Linked DNA regions of Homo sapiens: all the other regions are linked to region 3. A link is a loop called in an ENCODE intact Hi-C map of the cell type or tissue named here. Cell type or tissue: CD4-positive, alpha-beta T cell. All regions are shown on one strand. Region 1 overlaps NFKB1 (nuclear factor kappa B subunit 1). Region 2 overlaps NFKB1 (nuclear factor kappa B subunit 1). Region 3 overlaps NFKB1 (nuclear factor kappa B subunit 1).

Region 1 (8,000 bases), 63 kb after region 3:
TTAGTATCAAGAATTGTTACTTAGTCACAAAATACTAGAGCAATAGAAGTAAACAAAATACCATAATTTATATTTTTTGTGCCAAGCCAGTCAGAAAAAACTCCCAGTTTTTCGCTTAAAGTTAATTCTTCAGTCATTATAGTCAGTGTCAATGCTGATAACATGTGTCTTTCAATCCCCTTCTCACAAATATACACATACATAAAGGCACAATATTTATACATGTGACACACAGACACATGTGTTAAAAAGGTAAGTGCTGGGCCTGGCTTCCCCAATACCTGAGTACCCATTGACCAGTGAGCCTCTCTCTCCCTTGTTTTCAAGAGTTATCATTCACCATGCCTTTTTACACCATTGTCTGCCCATAATTTGTCCCTTATCTCCCTGCCCCCAGTACCCCAAATGCACACATTATATCTGAGAGGTTCGGTGAGCAATAGCCTGCTGCAGGATATAGAGCCACTAGTCTTGTGAGAAAGGCCAGTTATTATAATTCCATTCTCTGAGTCTGTTTGGGTTCACAGGCATTGCACTTTTTACCTACTGAGATTTCTAAGAGATTAAAAGAGATAATGTTATACAAACCACTTGGCAAGTCTTTGGTGTTTAATAAGTGCAAATTAGTTCTTTATTGCTGCTCCTCATTCCTCATCAAGGTTCTAAAGGATGTGAGGCCATAAGACCGTGGTCTGCTTCTGTGGACTTAAGCCATCATATTTACCCGCCTAATTACCTTTAATAGAAAAAACATCTTTCATTCCACAATTGGAGCTAAGAGACTTAAAATGCAACTATGACTAGTAGTACCCATACTAAATAATGGGTGAGTTTCACTTGAAAGGTAAAGAACGACGTCACAACATTTTGTCTTTTGTTTGGGAATAAGGATAAGAAATTTAACAGGCCTGGGCCTAGAAGATGGATAAGAGGAAAAGGAAGAAACAAAATGCAAGGCTGGCAAAACCAAAGACTGATTTCTTTCTTTTTTTTTTTTTTTTTTTTTGAGACAGAGTCTCGCTCTGTTGTCCAGGATGGAGTCCAGTGGCACAGTCTCGGCTCACTGCAACCTCCGCTTCCCAGGTTCAAGCGATTCTTGTGCCTCAGCCTCCTGACTAGCTGGGACTACAGGTGTACACCACCACACCCAGCTAATTTTTGTATTTTTAGTAGAGATGGGGTTTCACCATATTGGCCAGGCTGGTCTCGAACTCCTGACCTTGTGATCTGCTAGCCTCGGCCTCCCAAAGTGCTGGGATTACAGACATGAGTCAACGAGCCCGGCCAGATTTCTTTACATCACAACTTTGCTGAGGGCCTGCTCTACTGAGCTTCATCTACTTACAAAAACAAACCAATAAAAAGACTGAGTCCAAAAGTATGTTACACCCTGAGGGGCACACACACATAGTGAGAACTATTTTGTCCAAGCCTTGAATTACTGACTAAATAATAACTTTTATAAAAAACTAAATTACAATTGTTGACTGCGTTTATCTGCAAAATGATTACCAGTCTATGTTTATCATCAGTCAGTCTATGAAACATAGCATATTATGAAATTAAAAGTCTCATATTAACTTAAAGAAAAATATTCTCAAATAAACAAACAGCCTGAACATGGTAAAAGGTATGACCAAATACACCACCAGCATGTCACGTAGCAGTTCATTCCAAGAGGGCCACACATCTGCTCAGGCCAAGGCCCTAGGGTACTTTCAGGCTCTCTATGGAACATGTACACATTTTCTCATTTAATCTCTAAAGGACCTTATGAAGTATATACTATTAATATTTTTGTATTTTATACATTAAGAGACTGAAGTTTAGAAGTATTGGTTAAACCTATTCAAAGCTACACAGCTAATAACAAAGTCTGGATCCAAATTCATAATCTTAAATAATATACTATATAATCCATACACTCAGTCACTTGTTTGGTTTTTCACTAAATCTCCAAAGAGTCAAAATCAACCATTTCTTTCAAAGACTTACTAAAGTTTCAGGAAGTATCCAATTTTTAAAAATATTTAAGATGATCAAGAAATAGTAAGTTTGTTAGCTAATGCTGAAGACATTTCTACTAAATTGAAATGTTAACAAAGTTTTAGTATCTGTCACTTCTATTGCTAGGAGACAAATTTCTATTTAAAAATTTTAATAATCATGTGAACACTTCAGCTTAGGAGCGAAGGCAACCCGTACTCATTTAAAGCAATTCCTTGGAAATCGTAGGAAATCAAAATTTCCAGAATTCAAATAGAAGGAGAGCTACCACAAACTTACTTTGACCTGAGGGTAAGACTTCTTGTTCTTTTCACTAGAGGCACCAGGTAGTCCACCATGGGATGGGCCTTCACATACATAACGGAAACGAAATCCTCTCTGCAAAGGTGAACGTTAAGCCAATTAAGTTTGAGAAATACTTATTAAAAATTACGGCAACAAAGGTACATACAAATTTTTAAATCTTATGTCTACTAAATGAGAGAAGAAAAACATGAAACTGTGAAAGAGGGCTCCGTAAACAAGAATCACTTTTCCCGTAATCTTACTACGAAAAATGGTATTAATTGATATTTGTACACTAAGATATGGCTAAAAAGCCAGGTACCTAAGCCCATGGAACCTCTCATGCTATGCATGTGTGGAGAGTAATCTGCTGAAGAGTTTAGGCTTTAGACTTAACATGTTACGGCTTGTTCTAGTCAGAGCTTCCTTGTCTTAAATTGCTGCTGCCAAGCTCTGAACTGTACCATATTAATAAAAGTTATGCTTCCTTGACTCTTACTTAAAGACATTCCTTTATCTACTCTGATTACAGCTGGTTCAGCAGGGACTACAGACATGTTTATTTAGATATACTGTTTCAGCGTTGTAGAACACACCCTGTGCTAGACCCTGCATCTGTTAAGCTTCTCTCAGCATTTCAGAGGATAAGATTTTTGTTTTTATGATTATTAATATGGTCAAGCTCAAGATTGAATATTAACCTACCAGAATGATTCCAAAACTAGGTAGTTCCCTTAAATACTATCTAACCCAGAAATTTTATAGATATAGTTAATTAATGAAGTTAGCTGGAAGCCTTCACTATATAAACTACTGTGGGCTGATAAACACCTAAGAAGTGTCATATTTTTTCATTTGTACAAAAGGGAAGATTATACCAGACCATCTTTAAGGTCTACTCCAGTTCTAACTTTTTATGATTTATAAAGTTAACTTATTCATATTTGTATACAAAGAATAAAACAAGGATAATTATGACCTCATCATCATATTAAGGGAGGTTTCGCTGTATTTCCTGATTCAACTTTATAATGATGTCAATCAATTTGTGGTAGTGTTAGTAGTTTATAACCACATAGTCGCTTAAGCAGATGATTTTCTTTTTACAGATTCACTTTTTGGTGAAAAGAAAATACGTTAAGATTTTTTAAGGAACATTCTCACCTTTTGTTTCTATTGTGGGACCAACTCTGCATATACAGCACTAGATCATCTGCCCATCAGCTCATCACACCCACTAGCTGCTGGTGGGGGTTCACTCCCTTACTCATTAAATTGTGGAACCCCAGCAAACATGCAGATTTTGACAGCTTTGAGCTCATGAACAAATGTAAAACGTATGCACTACTTAGACTATACTACATTTCATTATGCCAAGTAGGGTCTTGCAGTCTCTGAGCAGTCCAGGTGCCTTGAACTGATTTAAATCTCTGGGAAGCATCTGGAACTGTTCCTATATTATCCAAAAACTTCCTGATTTCCAAAGATCAGTCCTCAAACACATTTACCAGATAAGTAAGGCCTAAAGTAAATTCCCCGGTCTGGGAAATTTCCTTAATGCACACAAATGTCTAAAGTTTATGATCAACTCATCACAGTGAGACCTAAAACAATTCCTTGGGAGATTCCAGATCTAAACACAAGGGAAGCCTTTGGAGATGAAGTTTCAGAGGTAATTCCTTTGTTTTGATTCTCACACAATTCATATTTAAAAATAATTTACAATTTCAGCCCTATGCCTTTTGTAAGCAAACACTGTTGGTTTTTTAAATAATTAAATGAAATTTCTAAAACCATGAAAAAAACAACACATGTATAATAGCCTGCAGAATTAGCTAACCATAAGAATAGAGATTTACTTGACTGCTAATTTAAACACAACTTGAGTTTTTGAACAGTATTAGTTAATTAACACTGATTAATATGCAACAGAACTGGATGTTCTAAAAATTAGTAGTCTATGCTATGACTCATCTCCGTCAGAGCTGGGGAAAATCTGTGGCTAAGAGGTCCCAAAGAAAAAAGAATCTTTTTCTAACTTAAAAAAAAAAAACAAAAAAAACCCCAAAACCACACACACACAATTCATTATCTTTAATCACAAAATTCCTTTGGGACAGTTGGAAAAATATAGACACGTATGTGTTTATATCTTATTGGGAGTGGTGTCAAATAGACAATACTTAATAGATATTTTTCATGGTTACATACGAGTATCTAAATCCTCAGAAGTTTTTAATCTGAGGATGAAAATTTACAACTGTTTTCAGGAAGATGTCGTCAAATGCATTGTCTGGATGCATTTCTGATTCTAAATTTCTGAGATCAAAATTTTGCCTTTAATCCACATTCACTCATCTCAGTAACTCCATTTGCTTAAAATGAGTCATCAACCTCAAAGGCAAGGCTACATCCATTCAGTCAGAAAGTCTGACTTGAATACAACCTTCTTACTTTCACTGAATTCAGATATCAAAATAGCATCACTTTGGTAAACACATTGTTTTACTCACATAAGCTTTTATATGAATTAAATTTTGAATTTTGGAACTACATTAACCCTTCAGGTAAATCATAAATGCCAATTTTTCCTTATAACTGTTGGATCCATAATAAGGAATTACATTTAAAAATTCTTATTGTAGTGCTATGCTTATGAAAATGATATTGGAAAAAATACTTTGGCATATGCAGACAAATTTCAGTTGATTTCTGTTTCATAGACTACCTAGATCTTAAAAGCTGGGAAATTTTCCAGGATGCCAGAGCCCACAGAACTTTAAGGGATAAAATTTCACTGGGAATTGATGACCTTCTCTGAGAAATAACTGCTTAAAAGAGTTGAACATGGAGGTAGAGCAATGGAGTGTTACTGGCAACCTGAGGAGTCAGGATGTGACACCTGCAAGAACTAGAACCATGCCCCAAAGTTTCATGTGGCATTCTTGCCCCCACAGCAAAAACTTTCATCTAATTTCAACCTTATAAGGATAGCCTGTTCAGCAATCATTAAGACATTTATATCAAATGCTGACCAAATATAACACATATATAATGTCACGATTCTGGAAACCACAACGCAGTGGATGCTTTATTTAAGCTTGTGACCTAGTTAGCATGTGTTAAATGTTACAAAATGCAAAAGTGTTTCACTCACCTGAGCTAATGAAAAGAATACTTAGAAAATGTATTGGGTAATACAGCTGCAAGAGGACAGGTATCCATATCCTCAGTCACACACAAATGTGATTAGTTTATCCATCCAAAGATTTACTGACTGTCCTCATTCTGTGGGGAACTACACCATTATTTCCATTCCCTAATAACTGAAACCTCCTATAGGCAGACATTAAAGATTGCCTTTCTTTCTCTTTCACAGCATTGGTCCCATCCAATTTCCTATAAATATCCACAGAGTTGGATACAGTGAGGAGGCCATTTCAGTTCTGAGCTATTCTCTACAGACTCTAGTGGTAAGGGGAAGCACCTGAAAAAATGTTCCTCTCCTGACTCCAAAGAGGCTGACACCAGAGGGAAGAGAATTCAATAGTTCATTCTAACATTTTACTTCCCACTGGTACTTTCAGTATGTTAGGTTACATGTTCCAAAGGCAGCACAGAAAAGGCTGGGGCTACCAAAGGAAGGAGGAAGGCTAAGAGGTACTACATGTGCAAGGATAATAGATGGATATCGCTCAGTGCATGTGAACTGTATGCATACGTATTTCCTTATAAATGAAAATGAATGGAAATCACCTCTGCCTTTCCTGGGAGTGGCTGGTAAGTTAAGCTGGTAGAGACAGCAGAATACTGTAATTAACTGTAATTCTAATACTGTAATTAACTGCAGTTTTACAGAACTACATACTGAGGCTCAGGACAGTGTGAACAATGAGTAAGAGAAATGTAAAGTGAATGAATAAAGCTGTTACATAATTTGTCAGGTTGTTGATCTTTCAGATAAACTACTTCCTTCATAGAACTCATTTACTATTCTTCAGTGCTTATGATCTCAATATTAGACACTGGAATCTAACATTTAAAGTCCCACCCCTTTAATCTTACCTGTTTAGGTTGCTCTAATATTTGAAGGTATGGGCCATCTGCTAAAAACAAAAACAACAAACAGAAACCAAAAGAAACTGTGAGGCTTCTCAAATTTGGTATAAAACGTAAAGCAAGTAAAAAACTGAAATTATGTTTTTATGTAGAAATTTCAAATCAATTTTTGGTTAAAATTCCACAAGGATATAATTTCTCTTCCTTGTCTGAAATATTAAATTAACCCTTATTTTAACAATAGTTTTACGAGTTTAGCGAACCACAATAAGTAAATGTTTGTTGAAAGGTGATGGCACATTTCCTAACCCAATAAAAGGCATATGGCCGGCAAGAATTGATGTCAACAGCCTTCATAATCTTGTCTCCTAACAAAGCATTTTAAAATGACAAATACCAATTAAAAGCAGCAACCACTTCTGGGCACTATGACATTTTCTTTGGCCTTCACATCATTAGACACTGACTTTCCTTCCTCAAAGAGAGTGTGCTTAATGTGAAATTAAAAGATACTGATCTAGCAACCTGTATGTATACGTCTGATAGACAGATAATGATCTCAGGCTATCTCTTTTTCCTTACACTAGGTTTTCTGTTCCCGTCTTTACTTGAAGGGAAAGTACTGCCTTCATTCCTTAACTGGTTAGTTTGTTTCCCCTTTCCTCCCCGACACTCCCAATGTAATCTGGTCTATCAGACATGGTAAAATTTTCATATTAATCCATAACTTTTGATGTTTATAAGCAATTTTGAATATTGTGCTATCATATAAACTGTGTTCTAAAACATCTCAGGCATTTTATAAAATACTGAAAATAATTTAATTGAAGATAGGTACATGCAAATTAGTTATTGTAAAAACGCAAAGAAAACTAGAGGCTTAATCCATACCCTAATGGTATCTGACTTGAAAATTCAAAGGAAAATCAGAATCTCTGACAACATAAGTACAAACTGTTCAATATGAAAAAGTCCTTAAGCTTCCCAGCTGATTTTTATGTCAATAGTACAATAATCCATAGCTTTGCAATAAATAAAGGCATATGGTGGTTCTCATTTATTTGAATGTAAATTAAGATGTTTGGTGCTAAAAATATTTTAGGAGAATGCTTGTATGTCCATTTTAATCTTCATTTTCTCTCAGAAAGAAGCTCAAGACCTCTTATTTTAAATAAATTTGTAAGGAGATAAACCTTCAGGTTGAAATTAAAAATAAACTATAACACAAAAGAGAATTTTCTCAAAATTTTTTTTATTTTTTTTTGAGACAGAGTCTCACTCTGTCACCCAGGCTGGAGTGCCATGGCACAATCTCGGCTCACCACAATCTCTGCTTCCTGGGTTCAAGCAATTCTCTGCCTCAGCCTCCAGAGGAGCTGGAATTACAGGCGCCTACCACCATGCCCAGCTAATTTTTGTATTTTTTTAGTAGAGACGGGGTTTCACCATCTTGGCCAGGCTGGTCTTGAACTCCTGAGCTCGTGATCTACCTGCCTTGGCCTCCCAAAGTGCTGGGATTACAGGCGTGAGCCACCTCACCCGGCCAGAGAATTTATTTTTATCTTTTCAATATTATGATAAATCAGGATAAGGCTAGAGAACTGGAGAAAACAAGGGTATAATTACTTCCTGTTATTATTCAAGAAATT
Region 2 (8,000 bases), 73 kb after region 3:
ATGAGACCTAGGTAGTTCTCATGTGTACAAAACTTTACATAGGGTTGGACAACGTTTACGTAACAAAGGGATTTGAGAAGCATAACTTGGCTATAAAGTCCCCAGAGGCAGGGACCTGGTCTAGCTTGCTTACTGGTATATCTTCAGGGCCAAGTACATGCTTATCACAGAACAGATACTTAAATAGTTGTTGAATGAATGATTTGAAGCTTGTACTCTCTTAGAAGTATAAACAAAATAATATAATCCTAGAAATCAGTATTTCCTCTATGGTGGTAAATATACCCCTCATCTAGCTATCCAATGTCAAGGCCTGAAAGAATGCTAGAGAGCACCTCTGGGACTATTTACAGAATAACTGAAAATATAACTGACAGTACAAGGAGTAGACAACTAAGCACTGAGCTCACTCATTTCTTTTACCTTCAGTTTCCTAGCATAACACAAAATACCTGGAATCTAGTGGGTGTGTTAAGCTGAATAACGACCCCCTAAACATGTCTGCATCCTAATCCTCAGAAACTGTGAGTGCTACCTTATATGACAAAAGGAAATTTACGTATGTCATTAAGGTAATGATAATAAGATGAAGAGAGTGTCTTGAATTGTCCAGGTGGGCCTGATGAGAGGGGTTCAGGAAATCACACTGAATAGTAGGAAGTATGACAAAGGAAGCAAGAGGCTGGAGTGATGAGAGGGTGCACAGGGAAAGCAGGCAGCCACTAGAAGCTCAAAAGGCAAAGAGATGAGAGCTGCAAGAAGGAAAGCAGCCCTGCCAACACCTTGATTCTAGATTTCTGAGCTCCTGACTCAGAAGTATAAATTTGTGTTGTTTTAAGCCCCAAGTATGTGGTAATGTGTTAGGGCAGCAACAGAGTGGGCATGCAGAATATTTTGAAGAAAGTACATTTTATCTTAATAAATTACTATTCATTACTTATCAAAAAACATTGTAACCGCTGGCTCATTTAGGACTTTAAAACTGTATTTCTGAGCTTGCTATTTATTTTAGCCTAAAGAAGTTATATGTTTGAAATGTCTGTGGACAGCATGGAAACCAGCCATATTTTACTTTTTATGAGAGACTAGTAAGTGTGCTGAACTAGCTTTTCGTTTCTTTTAGTAGCCAGTATTACAGTTTGTCTCCTGCCCTTAGTAGTAAATTATTGAAAGTTCTGGGGTACTGAAGATCTTCGTATGCCTAGTTAAATTAAGAGTAAGAAAAATCTCGTTTAAATAAACAGTACTTCAGATCCATTTGAGGGATGCAAATTTTCAACTGAGGAACAAAGAATGCGCTTCACTTCAATGCTTATAAGATTAAAAGCTCACTGATGCTATTCATTGTTTGCTGAAAAGGAAATACAGGAATGAAAAACCATGTTCTGCAAAAATGGGCCTCATTTCATACAGGATTTTAACAGTCTCAGAGCAAACGTGATAACCTAGCAGGAAAACTCTTTCCTGTGGTGGCTAAATGACTGGCGAGTGGGCAAAAGGGCTCACCTTAGGAGAGAGATATACTCTTCACTTCAGACTAAGAGAGAAGTTGTGTTGTGCTGCAGCTTGCATTGTTTATTAGGTCAGGGTGGAGAGCAAATTCCAGACTCCACTAAAACACTGAGGACATGCAAACTTTAGGAAATATAAACCACCAAGCTCAAGCCAAGAAAGAAAAAAACTTCAAGACCGCTTGCCTCAAAAATGGAAATGTCAGAATATGCCCCACCCCTGTTACTGATGATCGCAAAGATGCCCACATAAGAAAAACTTTCAAAATGAATGTTTTCAGCAGATTTTACTCTTCTGTGGCATAAAGAATCATCTCTTGTTGATAAGATTTCCTGTGTACAGACAGGAAAGGATGGTTTAAAATCAAGCAGACACAATCCTCATGCTGGTTAGTTCGCCCTTAATTGTTAGAGAAAGCACAATAAAAGCGAAAGGTAAAACAAACGGTTTTGATAATACAATTAGCCAAATGTCTTTGCTGCAATAAAAGAAAATGTTCCTAGATTTATCCTAAATCACCATTTTAAAAATAAAATTAGAAAGGAGCATCTTAATGTGAAAAGCAATGCAGTCATTCTTTCTAAATCAATCAGAATATCACCCGAAGTGATAAATGCTATATATGTCCATTTTATTTATAGAAATGATACCAGAGCCTTTAAAACATATTCCACTTCTGTTTTTATTTTTCTGGCTGATTCTTTGCACGTGTAATTTCAGAAATCCACTATTTTAAATGATTTCCACTAAAATTTAAATGTGACCAGGCTATCCTGGCACCTAGTGTTCCTTCACCTTTTCTAGTCTAGCAAACTACATCTTTCAAAACACAGCTTACGAAGACTTCCTTCGGAAAGTCCTCCGTAACTCTGCTCTTCCTCCAAGGTAGCACCTAGTGATGCTGCTTATTAACATTTCTATCCCGCTCTGCGCAGACTACTACTACAGCATATATCACCATATGAAAACAATGTCTCTGTTCTTCCTATTAAAATAGTAGGTTCCTGAAATTAGAGTGTATATATCACTTATTTTTTCCCCACTAAGCCAATGTTCTGGCACGTAGTAATACCTCAATAAATAGCTGATGAATGAACAAATCTCCATGTTTTAAATACTTCTTGGAATCATTACATAAATAATTTAATATTGCCATTATAATTGCTCCAGAGTCTGAAAATTGCTTCCAAATGATTATGTATATACATATACATATATACATATATACACACACACACACACACGAAAAAGAGAGCAAAGAGAAAAGCGAAAATGTCGGTTTTAAGAACCAATGTAGATTTGTTAGATTATTCCAACATTTCTATTTATTTTTTCCAACATTTTTCAAAATAAAATATAGGAGAAAAAGAAAAAAGGACACTGCTATCCTTTCATAACTACTAATATAATGATAGGAACAGTTTTATGCTTACAAAGCACATTCATTGAATATTTTTGACTCATCCCTGTTAGTGTGGTGCTAGCATTTCTATTTTACAAATGAGAAAAGTGAGGATTACGGGGACTAAGTGATTCTTCAAGTCTGAGGAGCTGATCTGTAGTAGTCAGTACTTATATAAAGATCTTCAAATTCTGAGTTCAAAGATCTTTTCACTACAACAATCTGTCTCCTTACTAGATGAGTTTTAAATAAAATTTTTTTTTGGTATAAATTGATGGGGTACAAGTGCAATTTTGTTACATGCATAGATTGTATAGTAGTCAAAACAGGGTTTTTAGGGTATCCAACACTCAAATAACATACATTGTACCCATTAAGTAACTTCTTATCATCCACCCCCATCCCACTGCCCTCCCATCCCTCACCTTTCTGAATCTCCATGGTCTGTCATTCCACTCTCTACATCCATGTGTACACATTAAATAAATATGTCAAGGGGCTGTAGTGGGTTAAACTGTGTTCCCTCCCAAAAAGACACCTTTAACTCCTAATCCCCGGTACCTGTGAATGTGACTTTATTTGGAAATAGGGTCTTCGCAGATATAAACAAATTAAGATGAAGTCATATTGGATAAGGGTGTACCCTAAATCCAATGATGCCTTTGGAAGAAAAAAAGAGGAGATTTAGGTTTAGAGACACAGTAGAGACACGCCGGGAAGAAGCGCACGTGACAATGGAGGAAGAGATTGGAGCGATAAAGCTACAAGCCAAGGATTCCCAGCAACCAACCAGAAGCTAGGGGAGAGGCATGGAACAGATTCTTCCTGAGAGCCTCCAGAAGGAACCAACCCTGCCAACACCTTGATTTCATACTTCTAGCCCCCAGAACTGTGAAATAATGTATTTTGTTGTTTTAAGCCATCAGGTTTGTGGTGATCTGTTATGGTAGCTCTAGAAAGCTAATACAATAGCTATCCTGTAGCATATACAATTTTTGTGCAACAATATGTGTGAAAGCGGGTGTAAGTTACTCATTTCACATGACATATCCTCTCCAACTTCACATGAAAGGACAGAGAAACTGAAATTAAAAAAAAATTTACTAATTTTAGAATTTTCCTAATGCTAACTTACTAATGTTGCCTTTGCATATTTTTGAAATATGAATATATTTAAATAAAGTTATCAGTGAGATTATGACACTTACTTGTTCAGGCCTTCCCAAATATGGATCATCTTCTGCCATTCTGAAGCTGTGTATTAAAACAAAACAAAACAAAACTGTAACACTAGAATGAACTTTAAAAATTCTATCACCATGGAATTCATGCAGGAATAAACTGTATTATACCAGTAAGACCAAATATAATCCTTTTTTGAAGACCATAGGAGGAGGACATGATGTAGTTCCTCTTTGGTATCTAAATCTAACAGCAAGGAGATTGCATAATCTAGGAATTACCACTTACGTATGATTCAATACCCTCGTGTTAAGCTCGCCACAGTGTCCTGAGTTTGGTACAAATCATCTTTATGCTTTGTATAAAAAATCATACATACTGGGATTCTTAGAAGCCATTTCTTTTTATCGCCCTCTGAACTTCAACGATTTACAGTCTTAGTTCCTTAAGTGTATTGTTTTCTAACCCTTCATAAACCTTGTGATGGTCCCAGAACTGTCTCAAAGTTTTATACAAGGTTGAGAAGCTCAAAAGGGACTGATCAGTACTCTGCATAACACAAGGGGAGGACTGCTATAGTGTACCAGGCTCTGTCCTCTAGTGCAGGCGTCCCCAAACCCTGGGCTATGGATAACGCAGCACAAAAAGAGGTGAGCAGTAGGCAAGCCAGCCAAGCTTCATCTGTATATACAGCTGCTCCCCATCGCTTGCATTACTGCCTGAGCTCCGTGTCCTGTCAGATCAGCAGTGGCATTAGATTCTCATAGGAGCATAAACCCTATTGTGAACTGTGCATGCAAGGGATCTAGATTGCCCGCTCCTTATGAGAATCTAACGCCTGATGATCACTGTCACTGTCTCCAGATGGGTCACTGTCTCCCGTCACTCCCAGATGGGACTGTCTAGTTGTGGGAAAAGCAGCTCAGGTCTCCTACTGATTCTACATTATGGTGAGTTGTATAATTATTTAATTACATATTACAATGTTAATAATAATAGAAATAAAGTGCACAATATATGTAATGTGCTTGAATCATCACAAAATCACCCCCAGCCCCCAGTCTGTGGAAACGCTGTCTTCCACGAAACTGGTCCCTGATGCCAAAAAGGTTGGGGACTGCTGCTCTAGCGTGTTCCACAGAAGCAAGCCATGTTTCTGCTGTTGTCAAGCTGGTACAGAAACTCTGTAATATTAAAAGTGCAATAAAAATACAAAAATAAAAGTCCTTATTATCAAGGCTATAGGTCTCAGATTTAATCAACTCCAGCTAAACATTAATATACTGCAGGCCCTAGCAATCTTCTATTACCCAGAGGCCCTCCCTGATAGAAGCAAGGAACCACATGGTCAGATAAAGATAGTATCTAAAATCACATATCATTTGAGATTTACTTCCTTGAGAAATGTCCTTATTATTATTCAAATAAAGGTTAATTTTATTTAAATTTATTTAGATCAAATTTTAGATATGTGACATGAAAAATGAGAAAATTAAAGAAACACAAGGCTGAGGGTAAATATTAATTCCTGGGGTTATTTTTCTTTTTTTTTTTCATAAAGTCTATCTAGCAGTCATGAGTACTTAGGACTGCAGATGAGAATGTCAGCTACCCATCAAAATATGTTGTCTCCTTTTCCATAGAATTAGTATTGTAGCTGGAAATGTGACTGCTTACCTAGTGTATACCCTACACTTCGTTGGAGTTAGAGATGGCCATCTGACCAAATGCTCACCAGTGCAATGTCAGAACTCTTGCATACCACTTCCAGGTCTGGGCTTAAGGCCCTTGACATGCTTCCTCCATAAAAACTCAGACATGGAGAAGACCTGGCTTCTACCAAAAACATGATGATTAATAGCCTAGGGGATGGCAGATAAATGAGAGGGAAGGAATGAGGATCCCTGAACAATGCCATGAGACAGATCTGCTCTGACCATCCAGGCTGCTCATGCTGGTGGTGATGAGAGAAAGAAATAAACTTTGTTCTTTAACCCAAATGCACTGTCAGGTCTCTTTGTTCAAAGAGTTTAGCCCTCACCGTAATGAATATATCACATAACACTCCAATAAGCACAAAGCCCTCCAAAAAAGAATCTGATTTTCAAAGAAATCCTCTCCTGCTGGAGCACTGTGTGAGTGAGGAAGAGTGAGAAAGCTGATGAGCATTCTAGGGGGATGCAGAGCAGTGTACAACTTTAACAAAAAGGAAAGGGCAGCTCTGAGTCCTTCAGAACATGAAGTTCATGCAGATTTGCAGGGAAACATTTGTCTAAAACAAGAAAGTATTGATTGAAGATATACAGACAGCCACAATTAAACAAATCTCAATTAAGACAAGCAGTTAAAAAAGGGAAATTTGACCTGATAGAGTAAAGAGGGTAAGTCGCTTGAAATTTAAGAGTTCTATCATGCTGGCTGTGTGATCTTGGATATTAACTAAACTCACTGTGGCCTTTGTTTCTTCATCTGTAAAAATGACAGATTTTGATGGAATGGATTTTTGAAAAGAATATAACCTTGTTGAGATTAGAATATGTTAATTAGCAAATAAATGCCTATTCAAAGAACATATCCCCTAAGTCTTAATATTTTTTGGTAAACTTGGATTTTTACACGTATTTATGAGTATATATCTATAGTAAAGAATCATTAGCATAGTTTTCAGTTATAAGAAGAATACTAGTAAAAACATTACACTTAAATACAGTACTGAATACCAGCTAGAACAATCAATGTCAAAATCCCTATCCTTAGAATACCACAGAAGCTCAAACTTCCAAGAAAAATATTAAAACCATCTTTGCCCTTAAGCTTTCTGTCGATCTAGACTGATCTCCTGAACCTTCATAAATAATATTAGCCTATGGTCCTCAAAAACAGAGGTGAGGCTGTTGATGTGTTAATTATACTGATTATATACATTTAAACCTGTGGATGGTTTTCCAGACTTCTGAATGTAAACAGTTAACATAAAGCAGTCCTCACTCTAATTTTTAAAATTCAAACGAAACCTACTTTATTAGAACTGATGCATGATCACTACTATAGCTAAAACCTTAATGAAAATCTGTCAATTGCAGGCACCCAACTGCCAAATTAAACATGATCTTCCCCTTCAATATCCTCCCCATGATTTATACACCAATTCTTGCCAAAGGATCACAGTTTCAAAAGCCTAACAGCAGTCCAAGGCTCACGTGGGTGATAGTTAAAATTTGAACTTTTATAGCCTTTGCAATACAGTTCACTGTAAAGAGCTGAGGTAACAGTAACGCTATGGTGATGTCAATGTTAATTCACAATTTAAAAATGAAATGTCAAAAGAAACCAAGAATCATTTGGAAAGGATGAATCACTAAGTAATATTTGCATTAATTATAAAAGCAGGTTTTATTTCTAAAATGTTGAAATACCAACTAAGCGTCTGGAACTAAAGGATTAGAAAAGACCAGGGAAAACCCCTTCTACCTCCCTGTTCCCCCAGCCCTTCCCCTCACTTTCCCTTGTTCAATTCTTTGCTTTTGAGGAAGGACCTTGAAGCCAAAAGGGCGATAGTAAATTTCCAGGGGAGAAGATGGGACTAATCTCTGCATCTCTTTTCCCAGTAGTGAGGTTTCTAGGAAGATTTTCACACCATGGAAAAAGAAATAGAAAGTATAGCTAGCTAGCAACAAATAAAATAGCCAGTGAATTGCTTGTGTTTTTTCACATGAAAAACATAATGTTACAACTAGCTTAGTTCTGAACATGTGATGAGTTCTATAAAATGCCTAATGGGTTATTTTCTGAACCTGTGTGACAATGCCCCCACTAACACCAAAGTGTAGCACATGAGCTTCTTGGTGAAGGCTGTAGGACTGAGTGGATTAACTTGAAAGCCACAGAATTGAGCCATTAAGGA
Region 3 (8,000 bases):
TCCCATTCCTGGTTTTATTCATAGATTTGTGATGACTACAAGGAACAATCAGCCAAAAGTCTGCGAGAATCAAGCTTTACAGGCAAAATGACCTTACGGATACCAATGACCCCAAAACGGTATGAAAGTTTCAAGAAGACATCCTTTAAATGTAAATCTACAATCACACTTCATACTAGTTATTTTATATTAACAGGCAGTGAAGAGTCACTAACTTTACTTTTCCTTTGACAAGAAGCACAAGAGCCAGTGAAGAAGCCTAATGGTGACTTATATTGAATGAAAAATGGTCATTTTCCCCTATCAGGAAACCTATTAATTTTTACCTAGTCACAGGTAAAAACTATTAAGAGCCACATGTAAACGTTTTAGTAGTTTTGCTTTAAATGCACTTTAAAGCACACTTTTTTTTTTTTTTTTGAGACAGAGCGTCACTCTGTCACCCAGGCTGGAGTGCAGTGGCGCGATCTCGCCTCATTGCAAGCTCAGCCTCCAGGTTCACACCATTCTCCTGCCTCAGCCTCCCGAGTAGCTGGGACTACAGGCGCCTGCCACCATGCCTGGCTAATTTTTTTTTTTTTTTTGTATTTCTAGTAGAGACGGGGTTTCACCATGTTAGCCAGGATGATCTCGATCTCCTGATCTCATGATCCGCCTGCCTCGGCCTCCCAAAGTGCTGGGATTATAGGTGTGAGCCACCGCACCCAGCCTAAAGCACATTTTAAAGAATGGAAATAAAAATAAGAAAATAGATATTTTAATTTCCTTTAAAGAAAATGAAGTTTTAATTAATTTTCTTTAAAATAATAAAAGCATTTTCCTTTAAAGTGAGGAAATAGAAATGATTCACATCACTGCTATAAAAACTGAGAGAGCAGGAACAAATATCTTTACTAAGTAAATAATTACACAGGATTTTGGCCATAGTTTTGGAGTGAGAGATACACGTGAACCAGCAAACCATCTCTCCAAGGAGGATGAGGAAGATGCTTCGGGTCGATGAAGGGAAGGAGACAAATGGAAAGGTAAGAAGTGGGCAAGGGCAGGAGCCCCATACAGCAGACTGGTGGGAGTAGGGGAAAGACAGTGAGGTGGGAAAAGCAATCAGGGGCAGGAAGGAGGAAACCTCAGGAGCCGAACCCCATCTTGGTTTCATGCCAGTGCAGTCGCTCAGCCAGAAAGGCTGGCTGGGGTCACTGGGCTCCCATCACCAACGTCCAAGCTCTGCTTCTGCCGAAGTGGCTCCCAGGCTCCTTGCCTCTCCCTGAATTCTGCATATGCCCATCAAAGGGCCTCGCTGTGTCTCCAGCTAACTCTCCCTTTGCAGTGTTGGAAGACCTCTGGAAAAAACAGTTCCTCAACTTGTATTTTCAGCCCACCTAATTAATTCCTAAGAAAACCTGATTTGGGCAAAACTCTGGTGTTCCCACTTTTCCTCACTTGGAGCTGTCTTTCTGCTTTTGAAAGACACCTTTTCCTCCTCAAGCAAACTTTTAACCTTTCTGTGTGGTGATTTCAGAATGCTTCATTTGATATACATTTAATCTGGATGTTGTCAAGGTATGTTTCAGTAGACTTCAAAATTATTATAAATTACTGGCTTTTCAAACTTTTTTTAACTTTATTTTTCTTGACAGATGTGACATTTTTACTTTAGTTTCTCCCTCTTAAATGAAAAAACTGTTTGATTTCTAAAGTTTAAAGTTTGCCTTCCCCCAGCGGGATGCTGAATTTCATTGTGGCTTGATGGCTGTTATACCCACAGATCAAAGGATCCTACATCATAAAGTAACATTCTCAACTAATGGGATTTTAGATATTACCTACAAAGGTTTGTTTTTGTTTTTGCTACTGTTAACATTACTAAAAATAACATGCACCCAAACATAACAGAAGAAAAAGTAAACTACAGATTTTTCTTCAGTTGTTTTCTTGAGATTTCTGCTTACCTGGTACAGATCATTTCTCATGTTGATAATGTCATCAGAAATCAAACCAGATGTGACTTCTAGTAGATCCCTCACAAGTTGAGAATGAAGGTGGATGATTGCTAAGTGTAAGACACTGGAATGAAAACACAGTGGCAATAATTAACTAAAATGTTAATGAAAAAGAAAAGATTCCCAAGATGTGATTAGACTCAAGAATGGAATCTGCTCTCATACCTAGTTTTATTTGGCCCTAAAATGTTTTGAATCTATAAAATGCATTGAATCTGAGGTGGGATGCTGTCTCCAGAGGACTGGTCCCTCCCAACTGCCTACCCAAGGCTGCTACGTTATTTGTGGTACCTTCCTGGCCTCTGGGAGCATTCAGGTCTTGACCCCTTGATGTATAAACACACTGAGGCTTCCAGCCCAGAAAGACCTAAGCTTAAATCCCAATCCTGCCTCTATACCATGGCTTTGGGCGGTTTTCTTCTCTACCTTTCCCCCTGACTTTTCCTGACACACAGATTCTATGTAAAATGAATGCCTGGCACTAGGAATTGTTCAGAAAAACTTAGTTACCTCACTTAGCCCTGCTGCCCTCCTCCAAAATACAGTGTGGTGGTTTTTTAAAGATCTTTCCAGATCCCAAGAGTGGAGAATGGAGTGAAGCTTTTAACTACTGGAAGAAAATTCTTGCAGTAAACTTGTGAAGAAACAAAGTGATTGTATTTCCCACCACTCCTGCAAACATTCCAGCAAATATTCCCTCTGCCTGGAATGTTTTTGCTCCTTTCTTCTGCCTGAACAATGCCTACTCCATCCTTTATATTCCAGTTCAAACCTGACATCCTCAGAGAATACTTTCCTAACCTCCTAGGTGGAGCAAGTTGTCCCTCTCAAATTTACTGCTTGGTTATGCAACTGCAGTTTTCTACACATTTTTCTCGTTCTCTGTCCTGTCATCTCTGGGGCAGGTTCTGTCTGAGTCAGCCTTACAACCCTAGCATGCAGTAGAGGCACAAAAATAAGAATGATAGAAGGAACTTAAGAGCTTACGCTAATGAGGCTGAACATACTGGTGGTGTCAAAGTCACTCACAGGAGCGTAATTCTTTTAATTATTAAAAAACATACTATTAAAATTCAAAACAATAACAATAACAATCATTTTACCAGTGGCTACTATTTGTTGGGAGCTTTGATTTACCAGACTATGCTAAGCATTTGATATATATTGTCTTTTTACTATAACAATAATCCTATGAGTTAGGTAATATTATCTTCACTTTTCAGCTAATGAAACTGAGACTTGCAGGCGTCATATAACTCAGTCAAGGCCAATACGTGGTGAAGCTGGGATTCAAGCCCAGGCCTGTCTTACTCCAAAGCCATCTCTTAATCCCTTAAGCAATCCTGCATAGGGGATACATGTGCACTGTTCTAAAGACATTCAGATGAATGTCTAAGAAGATGACCACTCCAGAGCATGGACAGATTGAGGTGCAGAGCACACTAAAGCATCTCGCAGCAGCACTACATCTGGGACACGAGGTACAGGCTGGATCTTCTCTAAAATAAGCTATCAGGTGCCACTTTACTCAAGCCTCTTCCTTAGCAATAGCAAGTATATCGTACTTGGGATTAACTCCGGCACAGAAGAGCCTAAAAAACTAAATTGTGATTTTGCTACTTGAGAAATATTTTAAAACGGATGATCTCAGGGTTTCACTATTGCTTCTTGAAATGTGATACTGGAAGAAGACTTCTGAAAAGGGCCTAAACTCTGACATAGACATGATGCACATACACCAAGAAAAAGGTCATACTTCTAAAACTGCTCGAAAATTTCCATGTGCCGCTCAGCATTTCATAGCAGAAGTACATTCCCCCTCCCCCTCAAATCCTCACACCCTTATGGGAATTTCCCCAATAGCAGAAGTTTTATATATTTTTCTTTATTATATTTTCTATGATGACTAATGGCCACAGGATTTAAACTATTAGCCAAATATGACGAGCTGAATTAAAACAAGAGACTTGGGCTGTGATGGCCAAAAGCTGCCCTATACCTATGCTCTTATGAGGATCCTCTGGTCTCTCCAAGTCCCAAATCTGTGGCCTCTCTGAGAGCCGGCTTGTGTGAGTGTGCTTGGGTCTTAGGAGGGAACTTGCATGTGCCTCGCCTTGTATCCCTTCCAACAATCCTCCCTTCAGATATCAGCACTTCCTTTCTAACCTGTATGTGCTCATCTTCTTAGACTTATCAATTTAACAGGTCCCTGGAAATGCCACTTGAAACACTGCTGTACTGTCTTGGTTAACTGCTTTTTCTTGTGGTTGTATGCTACTGAATGCTAACTGGATTATTTAACCCTGAAAAAGAATTCTGCTGTTCATGGCTTTATACCAAGAAGGTTGTACTGGTTCCTCTCATACTGTATAACAAGGCCAGTGGTTATACCACATCCTTGGTTACGTTGCAAGGAATGAGAACAAAGGTGTCTCTGCTTGAAACCCTGAGGTTGTTACTTTCCTAAAGTGCTTGGTTTAATTTTTAAACTGAAGTCTAAAACACAGCACTCAAGAGCTCTTCCACAGAAAAGGATTTCTCTATGTTGATGCTATTTTAGGAAGGTTTTAGATAAGGCACTTGACTTGAATGTGAAGGCTGCTGTCTCTTGTTATTTTTATAGGCTTTTGAGATCATTTTAGAAGTCTCAATGAAAGGACTAAGAGAACTGTTTTAGAAAGAAGCCAGGTGGCTTTGCAAATACAATCTCAGTAATAGCAAGAATGGAAGGCATGGTGTTTGGAATGTTCCACTCCCACATATGGGCTGGAGCAGTCACAAAAGTCTGAAACAGTCATAGACTGATGACCATCAGAAGAGGGAGCAGAGAAGAAACCAGTAACTGGGAAATAATGACCAGTCCCTCTTAATCTTTCTGTTGTTGTTGCTGCCTTTATTGGGCTTTTTCTTGAGTACACTGTCATAAATATGCAGCTGGGATAACAATGCTTCAGGGATTTGGTAGGACTCTTAACAATTCTCCAAATATTACTTCAATAAACAAAGCAAGGCTTTTCAAAAAGTACCATTACCTACACACATCTTAGTTTTCTTGCCCAGAGAGATTCACTCTTAGATGAGTCCTCCAGCTACTACAGATTCCAACAGATGACAGCAGCAGGATGGAGCAGCAAATTGTGCTACTTAACCTTATTCACACATTATTTTTCTTCATCATTCCAGTTAGAGGACTCAATATATTTGAACAATTATTTTTATCTCTAGTCAGTATGCATTATACGATGCTCTTCTTCTTCCCCACCCAGGACAACCTATCATGCAAAAGTTCTGACTTACCTGTCCCCATTCTCATCCTGCACAGCAGTGAGATGGCGCTGGACGGCCAGCAGCATCTTCACGTCTCCTGTCACCGCGTAGTCGAAAAGGGCATTGGCATGCCTCTTTGCAAGCTGCATAGCCTTCTCTAGAAAGAGGTTATCTGTAAGGCAATGACCACAATCATAGTTGAGTGTTCCTACTTTTGTTTTATGGGTATGGCATGCTTAAGGACAAACTGACCAGCATCAGTGTTCTGACACCTTGACATATCATTTTAGTTGAAAATGTTCTTTCAATGCTTTTGGATTGTGTGGACTAGAAAAAGCAGAATTGGACACTGGGTCACTGACAAATATAGTTAGAGATTGATCTTAAAGAATCTGTGTATGATTTGTTAGAGGAAAAAAGTTTAGAAATGTATTATTTTAAGGGAACGACCATTATCTGTTATTTTAAGGAAAACAATCTCCAAACAATGTTAGATTTTACCATGATTTTAAATCACCAATATCTTGGTGAAATAATCCTTCATTGGAATCTCTAACAATTAGCTTGTTAGGCAATGTGTGAAAAAACACACATCTCTGCCATAAACAGAGACGTTCAATGAGCCACTCACGTTTTTGTAAAGTTTGTTCCATTAAGGTCAGGGAATGGCATTTGTGACCTTTGGGCCAAAACCTGTTTATGGCCTGCTTTTCATATAGCTCCCTAGCTAATCATGGCTTATACATTTTTAAAGGGGTGTAAAAAAAAAGCATATGTGATAGACACCACATGTGGCCACCAACTCTAAATATTTACTACCTTTGCTTTTATAGACGTCTTCTTAGTACGATCTAGGATGACCTAGAATCATGACACATATGCTAATAAGTATTGGTTCACAGTAAACGCAAAAGTACATTTTCTCCTAATCCTACTTCTTCAAAGAGGGCACAAGATAAAAAGAAAAGTTCCTATTTTAAGGCAAAGTTCTATTTCAGTATGACGGTTAAGCCAGAATCTAGACAGGGTGACTATTAAGCTTGTGGAAATACTTCTCTATTTATCTGTGCCAGAAAAGAAGTTGATTATCTCTCACAATACCCTAAAACTGCATGATTATGACTGGAGAATGTACATATAAATTTCTGTCCTTTACATTCAAAGATAACAGAGCAAAAATGGAAATCCCAGTGTGAATAAAATGATCTGACATATGCTTTTCCAAAGGCATACAGAACTTTGAAGAGTACACTAAACTAGATATTGATATATCATCTTTAGATTAGCAGATATCTTTCTGCACCTAGGACTGACCCCTCCCCAGCCAACCAACAGAACGTAATTTGTGTGCTCACTTACCCTGAACTCCAGCACTCTCTTCTTTTGTTCCTGTTGCATACGTTAGAGTGACCTCACCATTCCCAACGGTGGCCTCGCTGGGCTCCTGATCTTGCTCTGTGGTTTCAATAACTTTCCCAAAGAGGTTTACAGTGTTTTTGTCATCACTTTTGTCACAACCTTCAGGGTCCTTTTTAGATTCAGTGTCCATGGTTCCTAAGATAAATGCAAAAACATCAGATTTTTCTCAGTAAAATGTATTTAGTGATAATTCGCTATTCCAATGTAGGTCAGATAAAGGTAAGAGACAAGTTTGCTGCAAAAGGAAAAGAAAAATAATAATTTAAAATTCTTTTAAAAATGGTCATATCATAAATACCATGTTTTGGAGATATTCTAAACTCATTTCTAAAAATCATTTTTAGTATACTTCTAAAATCTTAAATCTCATTTTGCTTATTTGTAAAGGAGAAAAATGAAATAAAGCTCTTCTATGAATTGCAGGAAAGCTGAATTTTTAAAGTTCTTGAAAACAGAGCAGTTTTTTCCTAATGCTAATGAACAAAGCAAATCATAAAGACGTGTTGTCGACTCACATTCTTTAGTGTGGGAGTTATCCAGTGTACCATTCCTGATCACCCTCTTTCAGGTTCAACTATGTTATCTGACAGATACTATGAGAGCATCTAGCTTTTCTGCAGGAGACCTGCTTCAAATTCTTGTTCTGCCACTAACTTCTGTGTGCCTTCAGTGAGTACGAACATTTCTGAACTTTGATGCCTTTTGTGTGCAAAATGGAGTTACTATTTTCCATATAGAGCAGTCATGAAGATAACAGTTAAAACATGTAAAAGCACTTGGCACAAAAATAGGTATTCAATAAATGGGAAGACTTCTTTATAGTATTATTTCTTCCATGGGTACACTAGAATGGACCTGTAATATAAACTATCAACATGTGGTTTAACTGCAGCTTCTCAGGGGATGACTTGATGGGAAAAGACCGATCCTATAAAACTCAAAATGATTTCAGAAGTGTACTATTTGAGAAAAAAAGAGACAGAATACATTAAGTTTGATGATGTTTAAAATATTTGAATAGTCAGGTCTCTGTTGTCTCTTTTCAATGCTCTTTTCTTTCCTCTGTTCATGCCACTTACAAAGTAAATATATAAAATATATAAAAGTAATAGAGTTTATACTAGCCACAGGAAATAATATCTTTTGGGAAAAGTATCTTCTTAGTTTATTTGCATTCATCAATTATTTGTCAAGATGATAATACTGTTGTGATAAGTAATGATTTTAAAAACCCTTTTTAGCATTAATTATTTTTTTCCTTTCTTGGTATTAAGAACAAAGCATTACTTACCATGCTTCATCCCAGCATTAGAT

What was found. Peaks named below come from ENCODE experiments on the same cell type or tissue, not always from the same donor. Only the 100,000 strongest peaks of a DNase experiment are listed, where the experiment ranks them.
Region 1: a loop joins it to region 3, with 2.6 times the contacts of the local background. A loop is called at or near these places in 2 of 110 quality-filtered maps.
Region 2: a loop joins it to region 3, with 2.2 times the contacts of the local background. A loop is called at or near these places in 2 of 110 quality-filtered maps.

Annotation. Positions count from the first base shown.
Region 1 is chr4:102,532,243-102,540,242 of GRCh38, reverse strand. It overlaps NFKB1 (nuclear factor kappa B subunit 1), which reads right to left. Exons shown (of 24, transcript NM_003998.4): 4 at 6,358-6,398; 5 at 2,287-2,385. Among named protein-coding and RNA genes, the nearest start is that of NFKB1-AS1, 34 kb to the right of the region's middle. In CD4-positive, alpha-beta T cell, no CTCF peak of the experiment used is centred here; a DNase peak (open chromatin) is centred at 4,692.
Region 2 is chr4:102,521,680-102,529,679 of GRCh38, reverse strand. NFKB1 (nuclear factor kappa B subunit 1) reads right to left here. Exons shown (of 24, transcript NM_003998.4): 2 at 4,123-4,168. The coding sequence starts at 4,161. Among named protein-coding and RNA genes, the nearest start is that of NFKB1-AS1, 23 kb to the right of the region's middle. In CD4-positive, alpha-beta T cell, no CTCF peak of the experiment used is centred here; a DNase peak (open chromatin) is centred at 4,389; H3K4me3 peaks cover 1,145 bases; H3K27ac peaks cover 2,339 bases.
Region 3 is chr4:102,594,959-102,602,958 of GRCh38, reverse strand. NFKB1 (nuclear factor kappa B subunit 1) reads right to left here. Exons shown (of 24, transcript NM_003998.4): 13 at 7,978-8,000; 14 at 6,627-6,821; 15 at 5,298-5,439; 16 at 1,950-2,064. It overlaps LOC105377347 (a long non-coding RNA gene), which reads left to right. Exons shown (of 2, transcript XR_007058205.1): 2 at 25-444. Among named protein-coding and RNA genes, the nearest start is that of NFKB1-AS1, 96 kb to the right of the region's middle. RefSeq lists an enhancer at 1,129-2,328. In CD4-positive, alpha-beta T cell, no CTCF peak of the experiment used is centred here; DNase peaks (open chromatin) are centred at 3,798 and 4,368; H3K27ac peaks cover 2,231 bases.